2 separate regions of the Homo sapiens genome follow, and region 1 is linked to region 2. Evidence: chromatin loops called from intact Hi-C (ENCODE). Cell type or tissue: GM12878. All regions are shown on one strand. Links, peaks and the distances in the headings refer to the core of each region. The heading gives the core; the rest is flanking DNA. Region 1 overlaps PLCL2 (phospholipase C like 2). Region 2 overlaps PLCL2 (phospholipase C like 2).

Region 1 (2,808 bases), core at 83-2,582, 95 kb after region 2:
ACATAGCATCACAGAGCAGCTTTTATCCATTAAGTTGGATATCCATCTCTAAACTCTCTGGGAGGATGACTTTAATAGATTTCAACATGTTGTCAGATGATGTCCTCAGACAAGAAATGATAAATGCTATTAAGCAAGCTACTATGTCATCTGACATACTAACAGTCTGATTTAAAATTGCAAAGTAAGCAAGGAAACAAGAGCTGGGGTGCCATCCAGCCCTATTGGTGAATGAGAAATGGGACCCGGCTGTTAGCATCACTTCAGTTCCTGGGTAGATTTCATTTGAGCCATCACCACCTAGAGAACTGTTAGGGGGCAGTGGTTTAGGGCCATGTATTTGATAGGGTCTCCATGGTTTTACTTTTCTGTTTAGAGCATTTTTATTGTTTTTTAAAGGGGCAAAGGCAGATTGCTAATTTTTCAAACACTTTAGTTCCCTGAATCTGGTAGAAAATATGAATATATCTGAAACCCAAAGCTCAAGAAAAGTTAGGGAACTTCTTTGTAAACCTATGCTTTACGCAAAAGAATACTACTACATTTTTTATAAAACTAAGATATTCGAAGTACTGTAGTCTTTTTTCTTCCTATGCAAAAGTAGAGGAGTTACTTCCTATGTTCCCATCAAATTCCACATCGAATATTGGATTTTGCTCCTGTATAATTTCTTCAAGGCTTATTTTTGATACTTTTTCGATAGTTTCTCTGTGTTTCTGCAGTGGCTGAAGGTGCCTCCTAAGTTCTTTGCTAAGTTCTTCTCTCTGTCAAGGACCCTTACAGGAAATTTAAAAAAAAGAAAGAAAGAAAGAAAAGGATTTTATGTATCTTTAAAATTCTGTTAGTGCTCTGGAGATAATATACACAGTTCTTTTGGTCAACTGGCAGTTTCCAAAGCTGCGAGGAAGCACTTAGCTTCCTTATCCCCATTTATTCAGTAAACTTTTTGTCATTACTAGACTTTGAATAAATAAACTTTAATTGAGTGGAGGAGGCAATGCTGGCTGACTTCTCATTTCTGTGGCCCTAATTCTAGTTGAGCCTTTAATCACCTTATGCTGTATGGCAGAGTTTGAGTTCAAGCTTCATACTCATCCCAGGTGAAAAAGAAAATGTAACTTTCTTACCTCTCTTATGAGGGAGGTAGATGTCCCTGGATTTTAATTCTGTTGGTAAACTTCATCTATTGCATTCATTACGTTATTCGTTTTGGACTGTAAATGCTAAGCTCTTTAGGTAAAATGCTCAGTCTCTCTGACTTTCTCTCTTTCCCCCTCTTCCTTCACAAAGTGGCCAGTGGTTGCTTGGAGAGGGTGTGGTTGCAAACCCTTCTTTTTGTGTTCTTGGCAAAGAATGTCTAAACATCTAAAGCCACCATCCTCTCCTCCACTTTCTATTCACCTCGAGGTGGGTACATAGTGGGGGGATTTCCCAGCTCCAACATGAGTCACTCAATACTGCAAGAGGCGTTATTTCCTCCTCTCTGTTCTCTCGTCAAGAAAGCTGCAAGAGCCAGCTCCTTTCCTCCTGCCTCAGAGCTGCAATTCCCTTGGCTCAACCTTTGTATTTGGAAGGAAGTCTCCTCCACCTTAGGGGATAACACTCTGTGATCTACGGGTTGTTTCCCCATGATATGGTTTGGCTGTGTCCCCACCCAAATCTCAACTTGAATTGTATCTCCCAGAATTCCCCCGTGTTGTGGGAGGGACCCAGGGGGAGGTAGTTGAATCATGGGGGCCAGTCTTTCCTGTGCTATTCTTGTGATAGTGAATAAGTCTCATGAAACCTGATGGGTTTATCAGGGATTTCCACTTTGCTTCTTTCTTATTCTCTCTTGCCACCACCATGTAAGAAATGCCTTTCACCTTCTGCCATGATTGTGAGACCTCCCCAGCCATGTGGAACTGTAAGTCATATTAATCCTCCTTTTATTCCCAGTCTCGGGTATGTCTTTATCAGCAGCATGAAAACAGACTAATACACTCGATATGTTGAAATAATTTAGAACATAGTTTGATAAATCCTGATTTTCAAGTCTATCATTTTGGTGGGAACCTGAGCAAAAATCTAATTTGACCTTTAAAACTGACAAATGTCTCTGTGTTCATAAGATAGTTGCTCCTCATCCAAGCTCTGAAACTTGTCCTTTGAATAGGTGGAAAGCTCCAGGGAAAACATGATTCATTAACTATGGCAGCATCTGTGAAAAGAAATAACTTATTGACACCATCCCCATCACACTTGTGAGACTGTTGAAGCCACCCAGCCTGCAGCCTTTCCCTCTCTGCTGCAGTTCATCCTCTGGTTTGCCTTAAAGACATTCTTCCTGAAATATCTCCCAGAGAAAGGCCTAGGTATTTCTGGGAGGGTCCAAGAGGTAGAGTTAGAAGTATGATGTGATAACTTTAAGAACTAAGCCAGCTGGAAGGATTATATTGTGATCATCAAGAACAGTGGAGCCAAATTGCTCTGTTACCTTGACTATTTTTGTTAGGTGAATAACATTTTTTCGTAGAGCATCCTGGAAAAGTGGCATCCCTTTGGTGTGTTGAGATTGATGAAGAATTTGAGTTAAGCCTAATAATTGCCAAGAGAGAGAAAAAGGAGGGTGAAGTGTGAGAGGAATATCTTTAAGAACATACACTTCATGTCTATTTTCTTCTAGCAATTGAATCTTTCCAGCATCAAGATTTTTTATTTACTGTTGAAACGTGCATCAAACACTACTGGCAATAGTATAAAGCCCTTTTTAAAAAAAGTTTTTATAGCATCTAGGATCTGTGCAGTATCTTAAATTGTGTAATTATT
Region 2 (2,808 bases), core at 95-2,594:
CTACCTCTAGATGTTCCTGTATTAGAATGAGGTCATGTATGCAAAACAGTTGCCTGGCATTTCCTAAGTGCTAAATAAATGTTAACTATTGTTATTATTATTACTGTTATGTCATTATTTAAATGTAATTTTTTGAAAGATAAATAATGTCTTAAAATACTCTCTGAAACTACTTAGAGACAAAGCCTATTTTAATATAGTGATCAGATTTTTCATCTAGCAAACAAAATCATTTATAATCAAAACCTTTTTTTTTTTTGAGACAGAGTCTCCCTCTGTCTCCCACGCTGGAGTGCAGTGGTGCAATCTTGGCTCACTGCAGGCTCTGCCTCCTGGATTCACGCCATTCTCCTGCTTCAGCCTCCCGAGTAGCTGAGACTACAGGCACCCGCCACCATGGTTGGCTAATTTTTTGTATTTTTAGTAGAGACGGTTTCACTGTGTTAGCCAGGATGGTCTCGGTCTCCTGACCTTGTGATCCACCTGCCTTGGCCTCCCAAAGTGCTAGGATTACAGATGTAAGCCACCGCGCCCGGCCACATTTTTTTTTAAGGCTAAGGAAGAACGGGAAGTGGGTGGCTGAAAAAAATCAATTAAAAATATTTATTTGCTAGTTATTCATTTTGTCCTTGATATGTATTTAATTTAAAGCAATTTATTTTTCTTTTCTTTCTTCCCTGAAGCAAATGTAATTTGAACACAGACTAATTTTTTTTATAGCTAAAGTGAAATGTTAAACAAAATCGTCATCCCTTTTAGCACTACCTTTAAGTTATTCTTTACGGAAGAACTGGGTAAACCCTTCACAGAATGTTTGCAAAACACCTGATGCACAATATGGTGTAAACTGTCACATTTCTCTTTAATTTTTTAATAGTGACCAAAGTGAATATTTTTCCAGTGATTGCTCCATAATATTATGCTACAAATGTGTTGTAAATAAAAGATTGATAATAAAATACAAAAAAAAATGAAATAAACAATAGAAGACAAATATGACAATAGGCAAGAATGGTTAGCAAACATTCTGATCAAACCTTTTTTGTTAGTTTAAAAGGAATGCATCATTGCTTAGTCTTTGTTCTAAATGAGATGTCCCATTATCTGTATCTGGGGCATGAACAAGTTTTTATGGCTTGGTGGCATCAGAAGTTTAAGAGCTGGAAGGGACTTTGGTTGTAAAGGTTGGTCTAGCACAGGGTTTCTCAGCCTGGGCACCATTGACAATTTTGCATTGATAATTATTTGTTGTGGGGGCTGTTCTGTGCATTGTAGGATGTAGGCTCTACCCACTAGATGTCAGTAGTGCAGGGTTCCCCCTACCTGCCTGTTTCCCCCGCCCCCACCACACACAATGAGAACCACTGATCTGGGGTTTGCCAAAGTGTACACTCCATGGAGCACCACTCATGTTGGAGGGGCTGGGATACTCCAGGAAAATATTCTGTTGTCAAATAAGTTTGGGAAACCCTTATTTAGACAACAGCAAAAAATTGTCAGAGCTTTCAATGTGATATCTAAAGTGAATTGCCAAGAGGCGAACATGCAGCATGTTTCAGCTTATTTGACAGCAGCCCGTTTTTCAAAGGCAGCTTGCAGGATGGAACATACTCCCATTCCTGTGCTCCAACTCTCATTTTCCAGGTGAGGAAATTGAGGTCTAGGGAGGTTACATGACCAGCCAAAGGCTCTGCATTACCTAATTTCATAATTGCTGTGTGAGCATGTACTGCATGCTAGCTCCTATGTTAGGCACTGGGGAGGCAATGGTGATACACAGGATAGGCAGATGGACCCAGTAACTACAACACAATGTGGTTAGTGCTAGGAGGGAGGCCCTCCAAGAGGCTGAGAGAGCATCTCAGAATGGGCACTTCATTCACATTGAGTAGATGAGCTGAGTCCATGTTGTACATGTTTTAGCTGAGACATCTGTGGAGGTAGACCAGTTTGGGAGACCAGGCAGTAGAATGCCTACAGAGGCCGATTTTGCATTTCTGTGTATAATAATTGAGGCAAGGGACTGTATGAGAGTCCTCCAGGGATGAGAAGCTTAGGGTAGAACCTTGGGGAAATCCATGTTTAAGGGTGCACCGAGGAAGAGCAGCCCCAGATAGAGACCAAGAAGGACATAGGAGAAAGTACAGAGCCAGGCAAAGGGTGCAGTCTGATGCTGCAGAGAGGAAGCTGCAACCTGCAGGGTTGAGGGCCTGGGCTCTGGAGCTGAGCTAGAGTTTGAATCCTAACTGCCTAGCTTGCAGGTTGTGTGATATTTGTCACCTGTTGTATTACTTTGCAAAGGCTCAATTTATAAAAGCAGTATAATTGTAAAGCCTACTTCATCTACTTGTTGTGAAGCCTAGCTAAAGTATGAGAAGTATGGAGTACCATGCTTGGCATATAAGAAATGCTTAGTAAATATTCGGTGATGCTATCCTTATTATTATCAAATGACATGAGGACTCAGAAACATTCATGAATTTGCTTCTTGGAGGTTGTGGGTGACCTTGGCAAAAATCCATTTCAGCGGAGGGACAGATGGTTTGAGAGTGAGTGGGAAGTGAAACGTAGAGGCTGTGAGTTTAGAATTTTCTCAAGGTTAGTTGTGAATGGGATTGGGCAGGGGGGTGGTGGTGATTGCTGCACAAGAGACTTGGAATTTGAGTGCTGGCTTTGAACGTACACCACAGCCGCAGCATAGAGAAGAGTAATTCTGAGCGGTGAGGATACCTGCGCAGAAATGATGATGATGATACTAAGCACAGGAGTGAGAGACAACTAGGAAACCAAGGATCGTGGGAGAGAGGG

The links. A loop is a pair of places that touch in the nucleus more often than their neighbours do. Peaks named below come from ENCODE experiments on the same cell type or tissue, not always from the same donor. Only the 100,000 strongest peaks of a DNase experiment are listed, where the experiment ranks them.
Region 1: a loop joins it to region 2, with 2.1 times the contacts of the local background. A loop is called at or near these places in 5 of 110 quality-filtered maps.

Annotation. Positions count from the first base shown.
Region 1 is chr3:17,021,710-17,024,517 of GRCh38, forward strand. The region is part of intron 3 of PLCL2 (phospholipase C like 2); the gene reads left to right. Among named protein-coding and RNA genes, the nearest start is that of PLCL2-AS1, 31 kb to the right of the region's middle. RefSeq lists enhancers at 1,321-1,540, 1,611-1,690. In GM12878, for the core only: no CTCF peak of the experiment used is centred there; a DNase peak (open chromatin) is centred at 1,432; H3K27ac peaks cover 1,194 bases.
Region 2 is chr3:16,926,391-16,929,198 of GRCh38, forward strand. All of the region lies in intron 1 of PLCL2 (phospholipase C like 2), which reads left to right. Among named protein-coding and RNA genes, the nearest start is that of MIR3714, 5.4 kb to the right of the region's middle. RefSeq lists enhancers at 1,790-2,039, 2,100-2,259. In GM12878, for the core only: a CTCF peak has its summit at 1,293 (motif pointing right); a DNase peak (open chromatin) is centred at 2,525; H3K4me3 peaks cover 736 bases; H3K27ac peaks cover 1,658 bases.